Regions from separate parts of the Mus musculus genome. Here regions 1 and 2 are each linked to region 3. Evidence: chromatin loops called from intact Hi-C (ENCODE). Cell type or tissue: left cerebral cortex. All regions are shown on one strand.

Evidence for each region. Peaks named below come from ENCODE experiments on the same cell type or tissue, not always from the same donor. Only the 100,000 strongest peaks of a DNase experiment are listed, where the experiment ranks them.
Region 1: it touches region 3 in a loop (2.3-fold over the local background); 4 of 42 quality-filtered maps call a loop at or near these places.
Region 2: a loop joins it to region 3, with 2.4 times the contacts of the local background. A loop is called at or near these places in 4 of 42 quality-filtered maps.

The regions. Positions count from the first base shown.
Region 1 is chr8:78,439,702-78,447,701 of GRCm38, forward strand. No RefSeq gene overlaps it. Among named protein-coding and RNA genes, the nearest start is that of Pou4f2, 7.1 kb to the left of the region's middle. In left cerebral cortex, no CTCF peak of the experiment used is centred here; a DNase peak (open chromatin) is centred at 4,384.
Region 2 is chr8:78,429,984-78,437,983 of GRCm38, forward strand. Pou4f2 (POU domain, class 4, transcription factor 2) reads right to left here and starts at 6,664. Exons shown (of 2, transcript NM_138944.3): 1 at 6,128-6,664; 2 at 3,026-5,695. The coding sequence starts at 6,421. The coding sequence ends at 4,754. In left cerebral cortex, no CTCF peak of the experiment used is centred here; DNase peaks (open chromatin) are centred at 4,537, 4,953, 6,333 and 7,498; H3K4me3 peaks cover 229 bases.
Region 3 is chr8:78,057,857-78,065,856 of GRCm38, forward strand. No RefSeq gene overlaps it. Among named protein-coding and RNA genes, the nearest start is that of Gm6360, 11 kb to the right of the region's middle. In left cerebral cortex, CTCF peaks have their summits at 4,414 (motif pointing right) and 5,909 (motif pointing right); DNase peaks (open chromatin) are centred at 4,400 and 5,841; H3K4me3 peaks cover 866 bases.

The DNA.
Region 1 (8,000 bases), 380 kb after region 3:
GTATGTTGTCATCTGGGAGTATTGAGAAATGCATATCGTTAATATGAATTAATCTTGATTTTAATACCAACTGACAACTGATCTCAAAAATGCTAAACACTTGTCACCACTTTATATGGTAAATAAGATAGTATAATAAATTCATGAAATAGAGAGGATACTGTTGAACTGACTGGACAAACTTTGTTTAATATGAAATTTATTGACTAAACTATTCCTTTGAGCAAGAAAACTTCCATGAAACATTTTTTCTGATGATTGGATTCCATACATCATTAAGTTAGCCTTAAATAACTGTTCAGCTCTGAAATATATTTTTAGTGATATCTCTAATTCCAGACAAAAAAAGAAACATCACTGTTAACTAATTACCAAGTGAAGGTGAATGTGTGACTGGCAAGAAATTGTTCCCTGCCTCTTGGAAACGGTCCCCTTGTCTCCTTCCTTCTAGAAAGCTGGTGCATTTTTAAGAGTCAAGTCAGAGTTTCACTTCTTCTCCTACTCCAAGTGAAAAATGAACAGCAGTGATTGTGTTGCATTAGAGCAAAGATGCAGTTCTTCCTTCATCGGCAAGACTTGGAGTCTTGCAATCTCTCCCTTTAGGAGTGTTCAGAATACCAACATCCTCGTGGTCATATCAATAAAACCCATTTCAGTCTTGCCCACAGGCTTTGCTGGAAAGTACTTCAGCATCTGTAGGATGTGGAAGCTGAACTGGGAAAAAGAATCCACCACCACCACCACCCACACACACATACACACACACCCTCCTTAGCATGGGAATTTAAGCTGCTGGAAAGTTGGCAAGAAAAAAAAAGTGGAAGTAAATTGGACCCAGATTACAAACTTGTTTAAGATGACCTCAATATACAGTTGTCTGTAAACCCTCCCACCCCAAACTCAATGAATCTGACACACACCTACTTAGGCAAATTGAAGGGGGGGTATCAAGTATATCAACTGTGTGATTAGAGCAGGGGTTTCCCTCTTTCTCCCCACCTGCCTCTTTGTTTGACAGTAGCTTCTGTTCCATCCGCTGCCAGATGCAGACAGATGTGAAGTGCATCCCTCCAGGCGAAGAGGGTCCCTGCAGTTCAAGCCCACCCCCTACCCAGAAATCGACTGATGCCCGAAGCCATCCCAAGGGGACAAACCACTGTCTCCTCTTTTCTGGGTCTTAATTTACTATTAAAATTTTAAGTAGTGCATTCATATTTTACTGGACTTAATGTGTTTTATTAAAATTTAATTTATTAAGGGCAGTGTGATTTCTTTGTATTTCAAACAGAATTGAAATGCACTACAAGAAAGATTTCTCAAAAGACAAATCTGTACTATTCAGTGCGCCGTACTCGAGTTAAATGAGCATGGACAAGAGAAGGATGGTTTCTAAAGTCCCTTTTTTTCCATATTATTAAATGCAACTTGCTTCAGATTCTGCAGGAGGACGAGCCCCACCCCCACCCTCACCCCCACCCCCAAATACTTCACTGGACACTGACTTAAGATGTGGGGGGAATGATAAAACTCCTGAGCCTTGGCTGTACCTAGAAAGAAAAAGAAAAGGGAAAAAGAAAAGGAAAAGGAAAAAAAAAAAAAAAAAGGAGGGAAAGAGCTCAGAAACTGAGAGTTCTTGGGATTCCCAAGGATCTGTGAATTCGCCAGGAAAGGACACTCCAGGTACTCACAATCTCCTCCATTCCCCCACCTTCTGAGTCCACTGGGCAAAGAAGGTCAAAATTATATGGCTAGCACAGAGAGCTCACGTGGTAGGAGACCTGCGCCTCGGCCAAATGTAAGGTTTATATACCAGGCAGGAGAGGAGTAGGAGCTGAGCGTGGGAGAGCTTTCAAAAAAAGCTCTCTGGTAATGGGAGGAGGGTAGCCAGCACCCCTGGCTCCCAGGGGTTCCTACTGTTGCCGCTAGTGAGTTCGCTGCGGCTAAGAGTGGCCAGGAGGGATGATAGCTGATTGGATCCTCTGACAAGACCTGATACCGGAAGCAAGGAGCCAGCAGAGAGGACTGAAGTCCCCCCTCTCCCTCACAACTGCAGAGAGCCGAGTGCGAATCCACACATCTCTGAATGACAGAGAGAGAGAGAGAGAGAGAGAGAGAGAGAGAGAGAGAGAGAGAGAGAGAGAAAGAGAGAGAGCTCTTCCCTCCTCTCTCAGAAACCTTAAGGGCAGAAGCCAAGTTTTTCTTCCTAGCCTCCTGCAGGCTCCCCTGTGTTTACCCTCCAGGTAAACTATTTTTCCTCCCAGGGAATGTCCACAGTCCAGTCAGTGTATTTGCCTCTGTTCAAAGTGAAGTCCAGTCACGAAGTCTAACGGAAAGTATTGGAACAATCAATGAGGACTTCTGCAGTCATTCTGCAGTCATTGGCGCCTTGTGCTTCTTGGAACAAAAATAAATGTAAGAAATCGAAACTTAATTACTTGAAAGAAATCCAGAAATCCCTTTGCATAATTTATCCGGTCATTTTTAGTAGCTTTTGTGTTCAGTTCACTGTATGTTAACTATGTACTTTTGGAGACATAGCTGCTTGCTTACAAGTAAGGTTCCTTGAGGCTTACTGCTCTCCTCTACCTCAGACCTTTCATTCTGCCAGTCCTCTTGGCTCAGGCCAGTCCTGACCAGTCACTGGCCATTTCTTCTCAGATTGCAATCTTCAGGCTAAGTGTTATATAGAATAAAGCAAAATTTAGAATCTCATCCATTCTCTCTTCTTTGTCTTTTTGTTCACTGGGCCTATTATACCTGAATTTGTGTGGGATGTTTAACGCTAGATCTGATACCAGGTCCCATGGTAAATAACAGGCCCTGGACAGCTTCTCCAAGGGGATGAAGTGTCATCAAAAGCCATTCTGCTGGTGATGAAAAATTGATTAAATGGTGGATTTTTTTTCTTCTCTCAAAGGAAAGCTTTCCCCCATACATTTCTGAGTGTCATTATTTTCCTAATTTCCAAATACTAAGTATTTATTCTGATTAAATTACTCAGCCGGCCTTTAGTCAGACCACTAAACTTATGTGCCAGTTTTCTCCCTCTAATTTTTTTCAAACTTACCCTTTTCTCCTCACTTAGCTTCTAGTTAAGTGAAAAATCTTTGCACATGTAAAATGTTAAAAGACCTTTCACCCAGGGCTCCAAATAAAAATAGATGTCCCTGCGTTCACCTTTGAGACTGTGGCTAAGAGCCTAAAGCTTTTGTGCATGCCATGCCTCTGACACTGGACACCATTGGGAATTTAACAATTTGATCATGACTAATGCTGTGGCCAGTGGATGTGTATTGGCAGACAGTACCTGAATCTGTTAGCATGGCCAGGGTGGCTGGATGGAGGCAGGCTCTTCCAGAGACACCTCCCAGACAGCTGAAGTAATGTTATGAAACAATGAAAGCCACACTGGGGAGCAGCTTGGGACCTGAAGTACATATGCTTTAACTTACATTAACAGAAATGTAATGTAAAAGGGAAAGGATCTAACAAAACCATTAATAATTAAAAAATAATTACAGATGGCCTATCCTTACTATTCATAACCACTCAACGCTTTAGACAAAGGAAACGCAGTCCTCTTAACGGCTGAGAGATGTGAGCAGCCTGCCAATGAGAAGTCAGCTTAAGGCTGCTTGTCAAAGGACTCAGTTCTCCTCGTGCCCTCAATGCTACCTACATCCTCTTTAATACTCTCAGACCTTCCTCTTGCATCAGTCTATGCACTGAGTGCTCACATTTGTGCAACAGACTTCTTTTGAGCAGCATCAACTGAGCAGCACAGTCCTGTGTCACAGGGCACATACCTACAGGTGTCTGGAAGATTGCACGGCTGTGTAACAGACTTTGGTTGGAAGGCCACCTCACCCCTCGTTCAAGGATCTCACAAAAACCAGGGCCCTTTAAAAGCAGTGGTTTCTTCCCTGTGCCTGTCCTGACCTTTTATGTACAGAATCTGTAAGTGCCTCACCATGCATTCTCCCCCGTGTATGCATTCCCTGTATCACACTTGTGTTAGTCCCAGCATGGTCTTCTTTTTTCCATCTGCCAAGTCTTTAGAGTGGTATTCTTCACTAAATCAGGTTGTAAACGTTTAATCATGCACCAGACCTTTCGCAAAGGTGTTGGCAACAAGACACGGTGATTCTGATTTTTTTTTTCCGCTGTGTATTCTTTTTTATTTTTCTAGAGAGACGCATGGGACTGCCCCCGGAGCTCTGTTGATGTTCCAGGCACTGGGAGGAATCAAAGCCACCTGGCAGAAAGCAAACTTCACTGCCTCTTCCCAGAGATAAAGGGAAAACTTACAAAAGGAGAGATTTGCAGACATCCAACAGGACTTGAATAAAGTCATGACTGCGACATCTGCTGGGAAGCCACCAGGAAGTGGAGGACTACAGCCCACGTCAAATCTCATGCATGTAGAGGATGTGAAGTCTCCTTCCTTCCTTCCCCATCCCCAGATGGCTTAGAAACAAAACAGCATACATTTTGTAGGAAACAGAAAACACCTAAGAAGAAATGCTAATGGGATGGCTGCAAAGATTATAAATACTTCTCAGCTATATAAATATGGAGTGAGTGAATAAAACATGTTCAATTCCTTATAGGCATTCTCTCTCTCTCTCTCTCTCTCTCTCTCTCTCTCTCTCTCTCCCTCCCTCCCTCCCTCCCTCCCTCCCTCCCACTCTTCATGTGCTGGACCTTGTTTCTGCAATGACAAGCTCACCTTTAAACATTTACCTTTTCCTTTTTAATATTTTTGCATTTTTATACATTAGTTATTGTGTGTGTGCAGACACATATGCACCTGCCTTTGTGTGTGTGTGAGAAGGTTGGCAGACAACTTTCAGCTGTTGATTCTCTCCTATCATGTGGGTCTTAGGAAGTGAACTCTGCTCCTCAGGCTTGGTGACAAGCACCTTTGCTGGCTGAATCATCTTGCCAGGCCACTCTTTTCTTTCGATATGTTATGTATGGCTCATGATTTCCCTGTAAATCTCATCCATGTAAGTGTATAGAACAAACAAATTATATTTGTATGCCCCCAAAATGTTAATGTTTCCCTCTTCCTTTCTCTCTGTCACAGATGTTCATGTGCAGATTCTCAAGGTGGGTTTAGCTGCATGGCGGCCAAGAGAAGCTGTAGGTTGGTATCTGGATTGATTTGCGTGATAGGAATCTAAAGTGTGGATTTACCTTAGCACCCTGACAAGCATGCAGCACGTAAAAGCATGGCAGATGCTCATCCTCAAAGTGCTAATATGATATAATTTGTGATGCCTTGGGCCCACTAAAGTCCTTTCTATGTCAAAGTCAAGGTTACACTCATTTGATGTATTTCTACCCTGCTACACTACTGATCTTCTTGGCTACCATTTATATATCTAATCTAAACCACACAAGCAGTCACTGTTACAATGTCTCTTTGAGACACCTTAATTGCTTTGATCCTGTATCTTCCATGTTTCTCCACTTTTGTCAAGTAATTACTGATTTTGCTAGGCAGTGTAAGAGTATTAGGTTACTTTCATTCACAACTGTGACCTGCGATATACATTATATTACATAGTATATATTATATATTACATATTGCATATTATATATTATTCTGTATTCTATAGCCTATAGTCTATAGTACATATAATTCTATATTCTATGTTCCATATTCAATATTCTATATATTACATATTATGTATTATATAATATATTATTCATGTATAATAAAGACAGCAGCTTTACATTTACCACCCACACCACACTGTTGGTGTGACTTTCTTTGTCTGTTATGTTTCTAAGACTTACAGCTGTGGCTAGAGATAGGCATGTGAGCTCACTTCTTGCCAGTGGCTATAAGTCTAAGAGGAGTGTCAATTCTCTGGAGCCAATGGTTGTAGGCTTCTGAAATAATATATTCCTGAATCTGGATCTGGAATTACAAATGGTTGTGAGACTCTTTGTGGTCGCTGGCAACCACACCAGGAACCTCTGGAAGAGGTCCACTTATCCACTGAGTCATCTCACTAGCCCTCTTTGTCTATTCTTAACACAATCATTTCTTAACCTCTGCCAAGATCATTTAGATCCTTAAGTTCCTTCTGATGGTGCTATCTCGTAGGGTACCAATAACCCTTTAAGTTATGAATTTTGTGGCATTTTCCCCCAAAGTTAGAATTTTCTGGCATATCAGCCAATTCTTGACTCAAATTATATTCTGACTCTGTGAAGGAAGACAGGTGTCAGTGTTGCGTCTTCTTTTTCAGAGTTATCAAGTAGATTAGATGGCATGTTGCATGCAAAGGGTTTAGTCGATCTCTTTGTATGTACTAAGCATGTAATGAGAGTTACTAGACAATACCCACAGCAACAACAGCCTCTGCAGACTGAAAGCTAACAGTCTCTTAGTCTTGAAACAGATTGTCATGCAGCTCAGCCTCTGATCTCTAAAGGAGAGTCAGGCCACCCTCAGCAGACCATGCCTTAAGCCAGGTTTCATCTCTTCTCCCAGGTCTCCCACTTGCTCTTGTCCATCAAACAAGGCCAGCTCCCCAGTGACATGTCTCCTCCAGGCTGCTGTAGACAAAGTAAGAACTTAGACATCATTTATTCATTGACTCAAAGATGTATTCATAGAATGAGGGGCTAATTGTTACTGGTTAAGTGCTTTATCTTGCTCAAGGGGACCTGAATTTGCGGTTTCCCTACAAGTTTCACATCATTTCTAATTTATTCCTTAAAAAAAAAAGAAGGAAAGAAAAAAACCCGAGTATCTAAAACTGAGTGCGCTGTCTTACAGTTTCTATCAGGAGAGAAGTTATCTCTTTTTCTTCCTTTTTCTGCTACTTTCTTGCTTCCTGAAAGGTAGTTATTGTACAATGATAGCTATCTGTCTGTCTGTCTATACACTGTTTTCTTTTTCCTTGATGGTTTGCTTCACCAATATTACAAAGCCTTAAGATCCTTGAAGATGGAATCTGTGTTTAACATCTCCTTGTGAACTAAATGGGCCTCCACTAGGCCCTGGGTAGGGAAGGTATCTGATATGTAGTTGAAGGCTGACTGAATGGTAGCTCTGATAAAGGACATGAATGCCAAGCCTTAACATCACTCTAAAGCTTGCTCTCTTCTGAATAGTTTTTAATTCTTGACCCAAATTATGGAGTTAGATGATAGATGGGGAGAAAAGTCCTCGCATCAAAGAAAACCACAAGGAAAAGTCTTTATTATATAAAGTATTCTTGAAAAACAACATAAAGAGAGATCTAATAGAAAAGCCCAACAAAGAACTTGATAGGTATTTACAGGTTGGTAGAGACAAAGTCTGGATAAAACAAGCACTAATTAAAACACTGATGTACCACTTTACAAACAGTCTCTTTATAAAACTGAGAAGGCAGACCACATCAATGGTTATTAGGGGTATGATAGACAAACCATAAAATAATATCAGTACGCTCATAAGTCAATGCTATGGTCGTTGCAACACCAAGCTGACAAAACCAAGCTGACAGTCCTCAGTAGAAATGATTGTGAAAGTCCATTTCACTGCTAGTTTGCGTATGTTTCAGGTCAGTCTTGCTTTAAATGGAAAAGAGGTATAGGCAGCAGGCAGAAGCAATGACCCAAGAAAATACAGAATGGTCTTAAAAAGCTGAGCACTGTAATACACACAAAACACACCAATACACATATACACAAAACATTTGGGTATGTCTAAAAAAGTTATGTATATGTAACATAGAAGCCTCAAGAATATGTTCACCTCCTTAGAGGCTCCTTACTACCATAACAAAATAATCTAGACCAGATAATTTATAAAGAACAGAAGGTTTTTCTCAAGGTTCAAGGAGCTGGAAGTCCAAAATCTCGTGCTGACATGTGAGCACTTTGGCCTGTCTGGTTTGAGGATAGAGCCTTGTTGCTCTCTGGAGGGCGAGAACACTGTCCTGGCATGGAAGAGGAGGAGTGACCTCACCACCCACAGCCTCCCTCAGATTCCC
Region 2 (8,000 bases), 370 kb after region 3:
TACGACATACTATTACTTCTTTTTACTTTAAATGTTATTTTCTTATTGATTTGCTTCATTTTGTTTTGAAGCAGGGTTTCCTGGAATTCACTAACTAGCCCAGGATGGCCACAAGCTTGCAGCAACACTTCTGCCTCAGCTCTGCCCATGTGCAGAGATTATAAGTGCAAGTCACCATGCCTGTTATTCATTTACAAATGTATTTTATATCATATAGGAGAGAACTTTCTAAATTTTAATTACTTTATTCAAATCCTCATGTCTTTATTATTTTTCCTTAAGCAATATGTTGGTGAAATGGGTAACTTCCAATAGCGACTATATTCTTCCTGGACAGTATAATTCTGTATGATAGAGAGTTCTTAAATATCAATGAGTGTACGTGTGATATGTTGTTTTGAGTTCTACTTTTTTGCCATAGGATCTCACTAGGCAACCTAAGATGGCCTTGAACTCTCCATATACCCCAGACAGGTTTTGAACTCTTGATTTTCCACCTTAGTCTCCTGAGTGCTATAATTACAGGGTGCACCACCATGCCCATCTTAGTGATTTATTTCTCATTTTAATGTGGATTTATGTTGTTATATACACAAAATGATCAAATCATTTGCTTTTACAGAAGTTAACAAAAAGAAACTAGACAGTTCTGAAACATAAAATTTAGGATCACTAAGTGAGCTGCTAAGTCAATCCATAATATATCTCTTTGCAGTAAGATAGCAATTGTGGCCTGAAGGGAAAATACAAAATTAGTCATGAATGCTGATGGTTTTGATTGATATGGCAAAGATTTCAGACATATTCTGCTGTGTTTTCGTGAGTACACTGAAAATCAATACCAAATTAATATTTCTCAAGAATTTGCTTAATTTGGTCTATTCTTACCTTTGAATCCTTCATTAAGCCCAACTTTCTTCTCTCCAAATCTTTGGCTTTGTGTATATCTGCAACTCTTGTTAATAAAAGTTTTCAGAATGTATTTGCTTTTGTAAAAAATTCTAGTGTTTTCATAAAACACACATTTAGCAGTCTCTTAATAGTGAATGGACAAATGAGCTGACAGTCTGATACAGATTTTAAAATTCAGGAATATAAGAACTTGGTAAATTAAAGGGAAGTAAGGGACTTCAGTCTTAACTATTGGAATAAAAAGTTCTCCAATTCATAAGAATTTTGGCCATGCAAGCATACGTGACTTATACTTCAAAATGAACCAAGAATAAACATCTATTTTATCTCTGTTAAAAAAATATTTCTCAGTTTACTGCTTTTGTGTGATTATACTGAGAGATGACTTATCTGTTGTACGAAGACACTAGCACACTAATCAATCTTATGGCATCTAATTCTTTTTTTGGTGAGCAAATCTTCATTACTTAAAACCCACACGAGAAGACGAAAATTATTTCTTATGGAAACCTTATCAGAAAGTGTGATATGCTACATATTCAACTTATTCCTCTCATTATCTCTGGTCTGAAAGGGGGGGGGGTAATAAATAAATAAAAATGAGTGAAAAGTTCTTTAGCTAGTTAGCTGTTGTAGCGCTCCCTGCTCAGCCGCATGGTTACTGGCCATGGTGCTGAAATTGCTTCCCAGACAACTGAGATTAGAGCTGTCTTAAAAAAAAGAGAGTTCCAGGAAACCTGAAACCTAGGATGGGGACAGAAATGGAAGGCAGAACTTTTTGCCCTCCTACACACAGGAATGAACCAAACCACCAATGTCACTGTGCTTATGCCAGTGTTTTCTTCCAAACCTATGAAGTGCATCTCATTCAATCTAAATGGACACTTGGATCTTGTTTTTGAGGCATGTACTTTGTTTCAGTTGTAGAAGAAATGGTCTCTCCACGCCTGTGCCATCCAACTTCTATAACTATTTTTGTTCTGCCTGGAAACCGTAATCAGTTTTCCTGCAGTATTTAATCCCAAATTGGGCCAGTGTAACAATTGTCATATATTTGTGGGCTGTTTTCTTAGCGTCTTCCAAATATAGAGATGTCTCATGACAGTTTCATATGGGGAAGGCCAATATAATTAAGAAGAGTTACCCTCAGAGAGTGTGTTTAGGACAGGTCAGTACCTGCTTTTTTTCTTCTTGTTTAATTATATGTTAATATAATGGTCTCATGCCAATTAATTCCATGAACTATGATTGGTGTAAAAATACAAATCATAGCCTTACTAGAAAAAGAAACGTTGAAAGCCCAATACATTGCCCAACAATTGTGAAGGACCCGAAAATTATTATAATGGGAGAGGAATTGTCTTAAAGTCGGATTAGAAAAAGAAGTGGCTGTGCCAAATGGGCAGAATCCCATGGCCACATGAATGTTTAATAGACTTCCTCCAGATCCTGTGCCAGACAAAGTCACAAAAAGGGGCAAAATTTTGTTCCTTTTAACAACCCAGGATTTTCCTCAGCCACATCCTGTCTATTGCAATAATATTAATTTTCTTAAAGGTTATGGGGAATAGAAAAAGACAGAGACAGAGGGACACCAAGACAGAGACTTTATTCATCTGCCAGAACCCCAGGTTGATTTCCAGGACAGGCTAAAGAACTGAGAAGATGGGGGCTGCACTCTGCTCCTGGCTCACCAAGTCCTGCCCCCACAGTTGCCACACCCAGACTCCCACAGCTACTGAAATGTGGGCTGGGTCCCTTTCTTCCTTTGCCCCATAGGAGATGGGAAGGAGTGGCTGAAATAGTTTCCATCTGACCTTGGCTTTGTAAGATTCTCTTTACAGAATTATTTCAAGTCTGGAGAAAGGACTCCAGAGGAGCTATATGGAGCCAGACACCATGATTTCATCTAAGCTAAAAAGCAAAGCGCCCTGTGAGATGAGCCCTGGCCATTAACGTGATATTATAAATCCTCTTGTTCTTTTATCCTTTCCCAGGGAGTTGCCTCTTACAAAGTCCAAGCCGTGTTTTAATAGCGGCCACTCTCTGTGTTCCTGTCTTTTAAAAGAATCAGCACCAAAATAATTCCCACATAAATGATTAAAAACTGCATCACGTTTTAAAAGTCATTTAATATTAATAGCATATTTTAATGAAAAAAGCAGCATACTTTGCCAGTAAAACATTAAAATCATCTCTTCAATGAAAGACAATGAAACAACACTCAAAATAACTTAATACATTACTATAGTAAATAACCCATTAACAAAAACAAGAAACGAGGTCATATACAGAACTCAGAACTTTGGAGAGCCTCAAATGGATCAGCAATTACAGCAAATTCTGTAAGAATATATTCATATGTGCATCATTTTGAATGAAATATTTACAATAGATAAGGTACCAGTCACTTTGTACCTATTTGTGTGTGTGCTCCAAAAGGATTCTACCAAACACTGTGAATTTACAAGCAGTGCACTGTCTTTCTTATAGTTCCAAATTTTTCCCCCTACAAACAAACCTCCTAAAAGGAAAAAATGAAGGACCCCTATAAAGGTCAAAATGTAGCAACAAAGCAATCGAAAACTGGGAGATGGAAATACCTTGGTGAAATCTTAGAATCCAGCAGAGTAAGCACCAAGTGGAGACTGCACCTAAGGCTGGGAAAGTATACACTGCTCATCGTTGGTACCTCCAGCTGCTTCTTCTCTTCTGTTAGAGATGTGTATGTGTGTTTGTGTGTAGGCATGTAAGGTGAGTGAGAGAGCACGTGTGCCGCGGGGACAATATGGGAATCCCCATTAAATATGTAAGGAAGTAAACAAGACTTCGGACAGTGAATCTGGTCTACACGGTTAAGACATCAATTATAAAGTGTCAGCTCACAAATTAGATCACTACCAGTCAAAAACAAAGGGAAGAAACAATCTTCATTCAAAGTGAGAATATACAACTAGGCCAAAGCGAACACAGTCTAAGTGGGAAGCTGTAAAAATCCAGGACCAAAAAGAAAAAAAGAAAAATGTTTTGAGCATCACTAGCTATACGTATCCGCCGGTTTTATTTTTCAGACTAAAGAAGTTTAATTAATTAGGATGTGCACAAAATTAAGTTGCCAGAGAGATAAATTAATAATTTACAGAGGGTTGTACGGCAATAATCTAATAATAGCTGTCAAGATCAGTGAACACAGCAGGCGCAACTCCTTCCATAAGTGTTAACACTTCAGAGAAGGAAGAAAGCGATAAGAACCACAGTAAAAATATATATATAATATACAGTGTAAATGCAGAAAATCTGCCATCTTTTTTTAATTCAAAATACTTTAGAGATGTCTCTATCATATCACATTAAGCATCAACTCTAGCTTCGAGTTTCAGTCCTGAATCAATTTCTATTTCTGAAAAATAGCTGCAAAGTGTACTTTTAAACATGAACAAGGTGACGTCTGTAAGAACAAAAACAAATCTTACTTGCTCATTCTTGCAGGGTTTTCAAAAGCTTGTCCCTCTACCTTCCTGTTGACAGTCAGCTCCTCGCTTTCTCTGATGAAGCCGAGCAGCCCAGGTGCAGTTAAAGGGGACAGCTCTGCTACAACTTGACAAATTCCTTTTCGTGTTGTGTTGTTTGTGGTTTTGGTTTTTCTTCACTGCGAAACCGGTTCACAATCTCTCTGATTTGGGCTCAGCTGCTTGCTTCTTTGCTCCTGGCTTGGTCTGGGTTCACATTTACCGGAATTGTTTTCTGATAGCCAAAGTAGAAAGGAAAGAGGCAGAAGAGACAAGAAGGGGGTTAGAAAAAAAGAGGGCGAAGGGAAAGGGCCATCCCTGGAGAAGGGTCCCTAAATGCCGGCAGAGTATTTCATTCTCTTCTGTTTCTGCCTCTGGTTGCAGAACCAGACGCGCACCACATTTTTCTTGAGATCCAGCTTTTCGGCGATGGCCGCGATCTTCTCCGAGGAGGGCCTTGGCTGGATGGCGAAGTAGGCTTCCAGAGAGCGCTTCTCCGGCGCCGCGATGGACGTGCGCTTGCGCTTCTTCTCCGCGCCATTGAAGAGCTCCGGCTTAGTGAGCTTCTCGCGGTGGGATTTCTCAGCTTCCTCCAGCCACGCCTGCAGGATGGGCTTGAGCGCGATCATGTTGTTGTGTGACAGCGTGAGAGACTCAAACCTGCAGATGGTGCTCTGGCTGAGCGAGCCCACGCCCGGGATCTTGAGGTTGGCCAGCGCCGAGCCCACATCTGCCTGGGTCACTCCCAGCTTGATGCGTCGCTGCTTGAAACGCTCGGCGAACGCCTCCAGGTCCCGCGGGTCTGCATCCACGTCGCTCATGCAGCCCATGTGCGAGGGCAGCCCATGTGCGTGGGCCATGCTCAGGGCTGCTTGGTGCATGGGGTTCATGGTGGCCATGTGTGGTGCGTGAGCCGGAGTGGACACCACCGTGCCGTCGGGGCCCGCCATAGCTCCCAGGGCCAGCCCGGGGCTTAGGTGCTCAAGCAGCTCGCCCTCCAGCGCCTGGTGCGGCTGGTGATGGTGGTGATGGTGGTGGTGGTGGTGGTGATGGGTGCCAGCCAGAGCGGACGGGTGCGAGATGGGCACAGAAGAAGAGGAGGCTGCCGACGTGCACGGGATGGTGTTCATGGTGTGGTAAGTGGCGTCCGGCTTGAAGGGGCTGTGGTGGGGCGGATGGTGGTGGTGGCTCTTACTCTGGGAGACGATGTCCACGGCGGCCAGAGCCTCGGCACGGGCCAGCAGACTCTCATCCAGCCCGCCGAATATATTGCTCTGCAATTGTAAGTAGAAGGCACACATTACGCTCAGCAGGGAATTGTGAGCGCTCTCTCCGGAAGCCCCCGGCCCAGGGCTCGCCACCGCCACCGTGCCTACAGCATTCCCAGAACGTTAAAATAATAATAATGACAGTGATCCTGAAACTCGGCAGCGAGAAGAGAGGGGAAGCCTGCGCGAGAAGCCAATGTGCAGGGGGAGGAAAAGTGAGCCACAGACAACACAACACAACACAACACAACACGCGCACAGGCAGCATCCCAGGTCATAAAAATTAATATGAAAGGCAAGACCCGTTGAATACTTAAGAGAGGGGGGATTGGTTGGAGGTGTGGGGTGATTTGCTGTGCAGACATGAAAAAAACATCAAGCAGATAAAGGAGGCTGTCAAAATGTGCCTTTAAGCGGTGATTATGCAGACATACGCACCGGTGGGGTTGGAAGACAAGCTCTCCGCATCGCCTCCGAGCCCCCGCCGCCGCCGCTGCCGCCGCTGCCACTGCTGCTGGAACTGCTGCTCCGGCCGCCGCCGCCTCCGCCTCCGCCGCCACCGCCGCCGCCGCCAGCGTTGCTGGAGCTGCTAGGGGAACTGGCCGAGGGCGCCGCGGGCGCAGAGGAGCCCGGGGAGGCACTGTGTAGCGCCGAGTACTTGGGCTCCACGTGCAGGCTGCCTGCGTGAGGCATGCTGAACGCCTGCTTGCTGTTCAGGGACATCATCATCATCTTTCCTTGCGCGGCGCGCTCGTCGCTGGCGCACTCCGGTCCCAGCTACCCGACCCTCCGGAGAAGTACCCGGCCGGAGCAGCAGAGGGAACAACACTGCAAAGTTGTGCTCAGCCGCCACTGCTTCCAGGCCCGGTTCTCCCAGTGTGGCCGCTAGCTCCGCTCCTGTGTCTCCCGCTAGGTCTGCCCGAGAGGTTGCCCTGCTCCGGGTGGCTCTGGCTTCAGACCTCAGCACCCCAAAGTGCCCCAGCTCATCGAGGCGGTGGAGTTATAGTCCCCTCTTCCCGCGCCTGACCCCCGCCCGCCCTCCCCCTCCTTCCCTCCCCCGCCCTCTCCTGCCAGGACGCACTGCTCTGGGTGGGTTTCTCCCCGCCCTGGCTCCCCGCAGGCTCCGGTCCTTTCAGTTCTCCCTGCACCCGCCCCTCTCTCTCTGCCACGGGACCCGCAGCCTTCCCTGCCCCGGCAGGCGCTCTGCTGTTACCACTCCTACGCCGCGCCTGCAACTCCTGATTCTAATCGCGCCCCAGCTCAACCCCACCCAACTAGCCAGGTCGGTGCTTCGGGCCACCCCCACCCGGCAGTGCCAGTCACCTAAATGACAGTCTCCAGATCTTCCCGCCTCCCTCGGGAAAAAAAAAAAAAAAACTCCCCCTAAAAGTTGCGTTCCAAGCCAATCTTGGAAGCGACTAGCCCTGAACTGTGAGGTGCACCTTACCTGGCCACCTGCTCTCCTGCCCTCTGCTTACCACTAAGTTTCAGGGGCCCTCCCCTCCCGTCAGCTCCAGTGACCCTGATTCCCCTGGATGAGGATCTAGACGCTGCGGCGACCCGGGTCCTCTGCTCTGCTCTGAGCTCCCGCCTTGATGCGTGCTGAGGTCAGCCCCGGGCTTTGCATCCCACCGCCCGGCGGGTGCCTAGTGCAGAAAGACGTGGGTCTGCCCGGCTGCAGGGCTTCCTCTCCCTCGATTTCCCTCAGCTCTCAGCGGATTGGACAGCCACACAGCCCGTTAGTGTCCTCTATGCGCATGCGACTCCCCCCTTTATGAGCATATCACCCTCTAACACATGTACAGATTCCTCTCCTCCCACCCCCTTCTCTTTTTCCACCTCCTCCCTATGTCCAGTACAGGGTGAGCTGGGACTTGGGAGGATCTCCTGGCAAACCCTGACTCTGGGATGTATTATTCTTCATTAGCTACAATCAAAGGGAAAGGAGCAACTGACAGGACGAGAAGGGCCAGAAATACAGAGCGCATGTGCTGCCGAATGCCACTAACACCGTGTACACGTACACACACACACACTCACTCACTCACTCAAACGCGCGTGCACACACACTCACACAAACACACACACTCAGACTGGCGTAAGTCCCACTTATCTTCATTTCTACAGTCACTGTGTGCAGAGACTATTTTTTGCTTACACTTTGCTCCCACTTTTGTGCTAGTGCAAACCACTTTCCTGGAAGTGAACACACATTCTGAGTTCCAGTTCAAAAGCAGACAGTGTGGCCCACTCCCCAGCCCCAACCCCCCCAAACACAACCTATTTCCTCTCCTTCCCATCCTTCCCCTCC
Region 3 (8,000 bases):
GCATTGTACCATGGTTGCCCTGTCCCCTGGGGCTTTGTGTAGTCACCTTCTCCTGGATCCACACCCTTGTGGCCCTTCTTCAAAACTTCGTGTGCTCCCCATCCTGAATACTGGCTGTCTGCACACAAGAACGTATCTTAATCTGCATAGTGGCTCATTGGCTGTCATTTATCTTCCCCATCTCTACAGCATCCAGAAAATGCCTGCGGGTGATGGATCCTCAGAAAGCGTCCGTGCAAACGTGTACAGCTTTATAACCTTCCAAAAGCCCAAAGAACTTATGCTTTTCTTTCTGCTTCAGAATTCTGAAAAGAGAGGAATAAAGCTTACGCGATAGGACTTTAACACAAGCTTACATCTTCATCCGCACAGCACGAAGTGGCTTTACTTCCCTGGACTGTTTTGGGAATTCTCAAAGTTCCTCCTCTCCCTGTAGAGCTTTGGTTCTCAACCTTCCTAATGATGCACTCCTGTTAATACAATTCCTCGTGCTGTGGTGAACCCCCAACCATAAAATTATTTTGTTGATATGACATAATTATAATTTTGCTTCTGATTTGAATTGTAATGTACATACTTAACATGCAGGATATCTGATGGCGACCCACAGGTTGAGAACTAGAGGGGCTGGTGTCTGGGTTTTGGTCTGGGCCATGGGATCACCCAGTGTTCTTGATGGTAAGATTTTACTAGTGTGGAGTTTGCAGTACAATCCAACATCTGCTGAGTCCTGCATTGAGTCCCACCCTTCCCCCTGGTTATCCGCAAGGCATGCTTTCAACCTGTATTCGAGGTGCTCATAGCCTGGAGCAGCTACCGATTTCCTTTTCCTGCAGCTTCAGGCTACTTGAAAAATCTCCTGTGCCCATATCTTCAAGGCTTTTCCCCACTTTCTCCTCTATAAGTATCAGTGTCTCTGGTTTTATGTGGAGTTCCTTGATTCACTTACACTTGACCTTAGTACAAGGAGATAAGAATGGATCAATTTGCATTCTTCTACGTGATAACTGCTCATTTTGCCAGCACCATTTGTTGAAAATGCTGTCTTTTTTCCACTAGATGGTTTTAGCTCCCTTGTCAAAGATCAAGTGACCATAGGTGTGTGGGTTCATTTCTGGGTCTTCAGTTCTATTCCATTTTTGAATATACCTGTTTGTCACTGTACCAGTACCATGCAGTTTTTATCACAATTGCTCTGTAGTACAGCTTTAGGTCAGGCATGGTGATTCCACCAGAGGTTCTTTTATTGTTGAGAAGAGTTTTTGCATTATTCCACATGAATTTGCAAATTGCCCTTTCTAATTCATTGAAGAATTGAGTTGGAATTTTGATGGGGATTGCATTGAATTTGTAGATTGCTTTTGGCAAGATAGCCATTTTTACCATATTGATCCTGCCAATCCATGAGCATGGAAGATATGGGCACAGGGGAAATTTTCCTGAACAGAACAGCAATGGTTTGTGCTGTAAGATCAAGAATTGACAAATAGGACCTCATAAAATTGCAAAGCTTCTGTAAGGCAAAGGATACTCTCAATAAGGCAAAAAGGCCACCAACAGATTGGGAAAGGATCTTTACCTATCCTAAATCAGATAGGGGGCTAATATACTATATATATATATATATATATATATAAAGAACTCAAGAAGATGGACTCCAGAAAATAAAAAAAAACCTATTAAAAATGGGGTACAGAGCTAAACAAAGAATTCTCAAGTGAGGAATACCGAATGGCTGAGAAGCACCTGAAAAAATGTTCAGCATCCTTAATCATCAGGGAAATGCAAATCAAAACAATCCCGAGATTCCATATCACACCAGTCAGAATGGCTAAGATCAAAAATTCAGGTGATAGCAGATGCTGGCGTGGATGTGGAGAAAGAGGAACACTCCTTCATTGTTGGTGGGATTGCAAGCTTGTACAACCACTCTGGAAATCAGTCTGGCGGTTCCTCAGAAAATTAGACATAGTACTACTGGCAGATCCAGCAATTCCTCTCCTGTGCATAGACCTAGAAGATGTTCCAACTTGTAATAAGGACACATGCTCCACTATGTTCATAGCAGCCTTATTTATATTTGCCAGAAGCTGGAAAGAACCCAGATGTCCCTCAACAAAGGAATGGATACTGAAAATGTGGTACATTTACACAATGGAGTACTACTCAGCTCCTAAAAACAATGAATTCATGAAATTCTTAGGCAAATGGATGCATCTGGAGGATATCATCCTGAGTGAGGTAACCCAAACACAAAAGAACACACATGATATGTATTCACTGATAAGTGGATAGTAGCCCAGAAACTTAGAATATCCAAGATACAATTTACAAAACACATGAAATTCAAGAAGAAGGAAGACCAAAGTGTGGACACTTTGCTCCTTCTTAGACTAGGGAACAAAATACCCATGGAAGGAGTTACAGAGACAAAGTTTGGAGCTGAGACAGAAGGAAAGACCATCCATCCCATATATAACCGCCAAACCCAGACACTATTGCATATGCCAGAAAGTTTTTGCTGACAGGATCCTGAAATAGCTCTCTCTTGTTAGACTATACCAATGCCTGGCAAATACAAAAGTGGATGCTCATAGTCATCTATAGGATGGAACACAGGGCCCCTAATGAAGGAGCTAAAGAAAGTACCCAAGGAGCTAAAGGTGTCTGCAACCCTATAGGAGGAACAACAATATGAATTAACCAGAAACCCCCAGAGCTGTGTCTCTAGTTGCATATGTAGCAAAGGATGACCTAGTTGGCCATCAACGGGAGGAGAGGCCCTTGGCATTGCGAAGATCATATGCCCCAGTACAGGGGAATTCCAGGGCCAGGAAGTGGGAGTGGGTAGGTTGGGGAGTAGGGCGGGGGGAGGGTATAGGGGGCTTTGAGAATAGCATTTGAAATGTAAATGGAGAAAATATCTAATAAAAATGCCTTAAAAAACTTATGTACCCTTAAACAAGAAGCCAAGTGATTTATTTCAAAATATTCTTTTTTCTTTTTATTAAACTAATAAAATTTATTTTAAAATTAAAAAAAAAAAACGAAAGAAAATTCTCTAAGCACCTTGCCTTGGTCGGGGCTTCCCATCCCCTCATGCAGTCCACGCAGTTTTTCTCTGGAACTGCATAGCAAGCACAGATTGTCCATATCAATCAAGATGGAAATCATGCATAAAATGCCTTTTGTTGTATTGCGTCCCACTGGACCGGCAAGAAAGACGCAACAAACCGGAATCTTCCGTGGCAAAAGCTTTATTGCTTACTTCTTCAGGAAGACCCCAAACCGGGAAAATGGCGCTGCTTTTATAACCCGCAGCGTGACGTTTCAGCACCTGATATGGCGTGACAGCTCCTGATTCGTTGCTCGCCCATCACCCCCCTATTACACCCCGAGAATGGGAGTGACTAGGAGTGAGTTCACTCTCGCACCTGCGTACAAGGCTTGTTTACTAGTTAGGCACAGCGGAGGCCAGCGCCATCTTATAATGGCGATTGCTCGCGGCACGGCTCTCCACAGCAATTACTGGCGGCACACATGCAATTGCTCGCAGCAAGGCTCTCCACATTGTTGGGAAAATGTTTCTTTTCCCTGTAAGTGAAAAGAATAAGGAATAAGAATATCATCAATAGCAACTCTAACCCCTCTGCCGAGCCCTGGGACCTCTATGTTTGTCCCACCTGCCCTGCCCTCAAAGACTTTGTGTTAAGAGTAAAAAATGCATTATTTTATTGTTTTCTGAAAAGTAATGTTATACCTTTTTAAAATATAATGCCCCCAAACCTGTCTATTAATGGCAAGGTCCAAAATAAGACAGGCTTATGAACTATCTGACTTGAGATTATTTACCCCAAGACAAATATTGAAAACAGCTAATGTTAGCAGGTAGCATGTCTTCATTTCCTTTCTTTCTGATCACCTTGGATAAGTATATACATGAGGTGACTCCTATTTGAGTGATAGGTGATTCTGTATATCAGAGACTAGCTGCTCAATCTAAGAAGGTCTTTAGACAAGAAACGGTATGGCCCTTTGGCAGATCAGAGAGGAGTCTGGGCTTTGAGTTTCCATTACAGAGGATGCAAGCAGCCTAATTGGCTGCAGGGAGCCAGAGGGTGTGGCACTCTTTGAAGGTTGGCTAGTATGGTTGATGGCTTCGGAGCCTGAAACCCTGGACACAACTCTCAATGGTATTCTAGAGTCAGATGAGATTCATCCTTCCTATTAGGTGGCCACTGCTGCAGAGTCAGATAAGAATCTGCTGCGGCGTTGTGGGAGTCTTGGAACTGTATGGTGTAGTCTTTCGATTTTCTGTCCATAATTGAAGTCCTTACTGAAATTTGCTTATATTATTTCCTGAGATTTCTCCTTCAACTTGAACTGTCTGATTCAAGCTTATTTCAGAATGGGCACTAGATGGCAGTATTGTTCTTTTATGTGACAGCTTTTATAGTACAATTAGGATGGATTTCTTTTTTGAAAATCAATTTTTAAAAACAAGAATTAGTCATTTAAAGACATCACTCTAAAGTAGAAATGAGATAGAGCATATTTGTTTATTGCTCTGCAATTTGTTAGTTATGTGATGCCTTAAACAGCGCTGCACTTCCCTCGTCCTTCGAGCTGACATCTGTATCTTTCTTGGCGCTGCCCAGCTCCTCTGGGCTGTGTGACTACAGAAAACTTCCCAGATGTTGGGGGATCTTTGCTCTCAGTTCACTTTACCAACTCCTCTGTAACATCTGGAGCAGTGATTTCCAAAGTGAAAGGGCCCTGTTAAAGAAATAAAATGTTTCAAGGGCTTTTCAGAAATTTAGTCTCAGTTAGCTGTGGACCAGAAATGTGGATTTTAATAGCATCTCCATGCACTTCTGAACTTCAACAAGGTTGGAAGTGGCTCAAGTGCCTTTAATTTCCCCAGCAATGGAATCACCAAAGCTACAGGGACTTAAACTCAATTTAAAATCTCCATATACTGTGTGTGTGTATCTCTCTCTCTCTCTCTCTCTCTCTCTCTGTGTGTGTGTGTGTGTGTGTGTGTGTGTGTGTAGACATGGAAGAGGGAGAAAATGAATCATGCCTAGAAGTAGCCAAATAGCTCGAGTCACTGTAAAAATTAAATTGAGATATTCTTTCTTCCATATGTCCAAACAAGTACCTTCAGGGTGGAATTGAGGTAGTGAGAGAGCTTGTACCCCAAGACACTGCCTGCCTTATATCTCCTGTGGCACAAGACAATGAGGACTGGTAGATTTAGGTGTCACTTAAAAAGTTATGGTTATGTTTTGGAATTTCTGAAAGACAACTTTTCCTTGCCTCTCCCTGCCCCTCCCCCATCTCTTGTGTTCGATATGATTTGCCTTGAAATTCAGTTGCCTCCACGCGTTTCTTTATCCAATAATGCCTAACTTTTCTTAGAATAGATCACGAAGCTATTGTGAAACGAGTATTTCCAAATAACACCATTCTTTCCAAGGTTTTCTGTACAGGGCCTCACCACAGCAAATCGAAGAAGGGCGTTTTCTTGAATGGGTCACAGAGATGCTACATTAACGCTGAGGAAACATGTCCTTCAACAGGAAAAAGAACACCAGAATACGTTCTTAGGGCCTAGTTTATAAAAACCACTTCTTATCTTTAAGACTGTGGCGAAAATAGAGAAGAAAACCCTGCATGCTTTCAAGGGTGTTGCTGTTGGCTTTGGAGTCAGACCCACAGTGGGGAGGGTGAGTCGCGGCGGCTGCTTGCTTTTCTTTTTGTAATTGAAGCCCATGTTTCCCACTCCTTTGTATTCCAGCCATGCTCCTTGGCTACTGGGCAAGAACCAGCGGAATCTTTTGAGAAGGTTTAGTTTGGAGGGAGCCCATTCCACTCCGCAGAGGAGCGCTCCCTCCCAGCCTGGCCAGCAGAGGGACCTGCGGCTCCGTTTAGAGGTCTGGGGTCAGGCGTGCCGAATCGACGTCTCCAAATAAGCGTTTGTTTTCTCAGCATTTTATTCTTTGTTTCTCAGCTTTTAAAAATGCAAGAGAATTATCTGCAGGCACATATTCAGATTTAGATCAAAAAGTGGACCAATGAGGCAGCACTCTCTGGTGAGAGCTAAACCTTGCCTCTTCCCTCCTGAAAAGGTGTCAGCGATTTTGATTAGCCCGGATCACTGACACGGCCAATCAGCCCCGTTTTAATTTTTAAAAGACACCCGAGATGTGTTTTGCAGCACCTTTCGCCTGTGCAAACTGAAAAATTAAAATAAGATAAAATTTAAAACTACTTTAAAAGGAGAGGGGATGTTCAGGAAGGGTGCCGGGAGGTCCTCCGAATTTAGAAGACTCTTGAGTTTTAAATACCACAAACCCTGTCCTGGTTTTCGAATGTTTACCTTTCTGCAAAGCTGGCCCACAGAGTACCTTCTCGCTTCAAAAGAAAATCCTGGCACCTGGAAGATCGGCCTGACAGTGAGCATTAAAATGGCTTGTTTAATGAGCAGTGTGACTGAACCACGCAAGGAACGCTGGGGACTCTCTCCCCCGTGTTTACAGTTTGTTATGCCGTGTGCTTCCAGTGTCCCTTATTTTGACAAGCTATCCAAAAGTTTGGAATGAGGATGGGCATTTTTTTATTTTTATTTTTATTTTTCAAAACCTGATTGCTAAAAAAGCAAAGGTGCGTCTGCTTACCGGCTCGCGTGGAGCAGGAGCTGCGCCATTAAGGGAGAAAACTTGGCAGGAGAAGAGCACAGGAGACTGGAGAAGCCTGTGTATTACTGATGAGCATGGCCATGGTAAATAAATGCATATGCTCTGAGAGCGTCGGGCCAGCCGCCATGTTGTAAGGACATTTCCTACCTTGTAGGTAATCTCCGTTCTTGGGTCTGGAGGCTCTGGTCTTCCGCGTTTAAGTGCTTGTCACTTTTTCTGTTCCTTCCTCCTGCTCTCGGTGGCCAACACGCACCTTTGTTTCTGCACAGAATTGTCGGAATCTGGAAGATTGTTTTCTCTAGACGTCTTACTTAAGTTTCCCTTCATAAATATAATTACTGTTCTTTCTATAAAAATGGGGGGGGGGAGGCACACTTTATTTTTTGCTAGGACCAAAATGTAGATTCTTTTCTGTATATGTTTGTCATATTTTTTTTTTAATTAAAGTATGGACTTGCTTCTCACTAAGTTCAATTTTCTGTTCCCAATGATTTTTAAGTATGCCATTATCCCATAATTATGGAGTGATTAGCTGAAAATAAGATGATTTGAAATCATTAGTATTTCATTAAAGGAAACTCCAGATATAATTTTTTTTTTATTTTTTATTTTTCGAGACAGGGTTTCTCTGTATAGCCCTGGCTGTCCTGGAACTCACTTTGTAGACCAGGCTGTCCTCACACTCAGAAATCCGCCTGCCTCTGCCTCCCAAGTGCTGGGATTAAAGGCGTGTGCCACCACACCCGGCTCTCCAGATATAATTTTAAAATTCATTCATGAAATATAGTATAAACCCAAGCTGAAGAATTCTAACTTTTGTGGCTATCTAGTAGACAGTGAAATTGCCTCTCCTACAAATAGGTTTTTATCATCTCCTGCTTGATAGAATCAGATGCATTGGTTTACAGAGTTTGGGCCATACTGCAAATGCCTGACTAGGAGTAAGGCTGTTCCCTCCACAGATGCACAGGCAAGGGCCTGTCTCTTCCACAGATGAGCACACGAGGAGAGGGCTGATTCTATTGAGGTGTTACACTGTAGCTATCAAAGAGCAACTCTGTTTTCTCTAGACTAGGTCCTGTGTTTAGGTTCTAGATTTGCATTTGCACTGTAGCAAAGGAGGGGAGAGAGGATGGATACTGTGAGACTTTTAGAAGTTTCCAAGGTTGTGACACACTTGGTGGATTTAGTAATAGTTGGTGAAAGATCAGTTGCTTGAGCAGATAAACTCAAATAGGTCCAGAAGTACCACTGTGCAAGCAGACACTTTTAGCACAAAATAAGGTGTGTGAGGGTGCA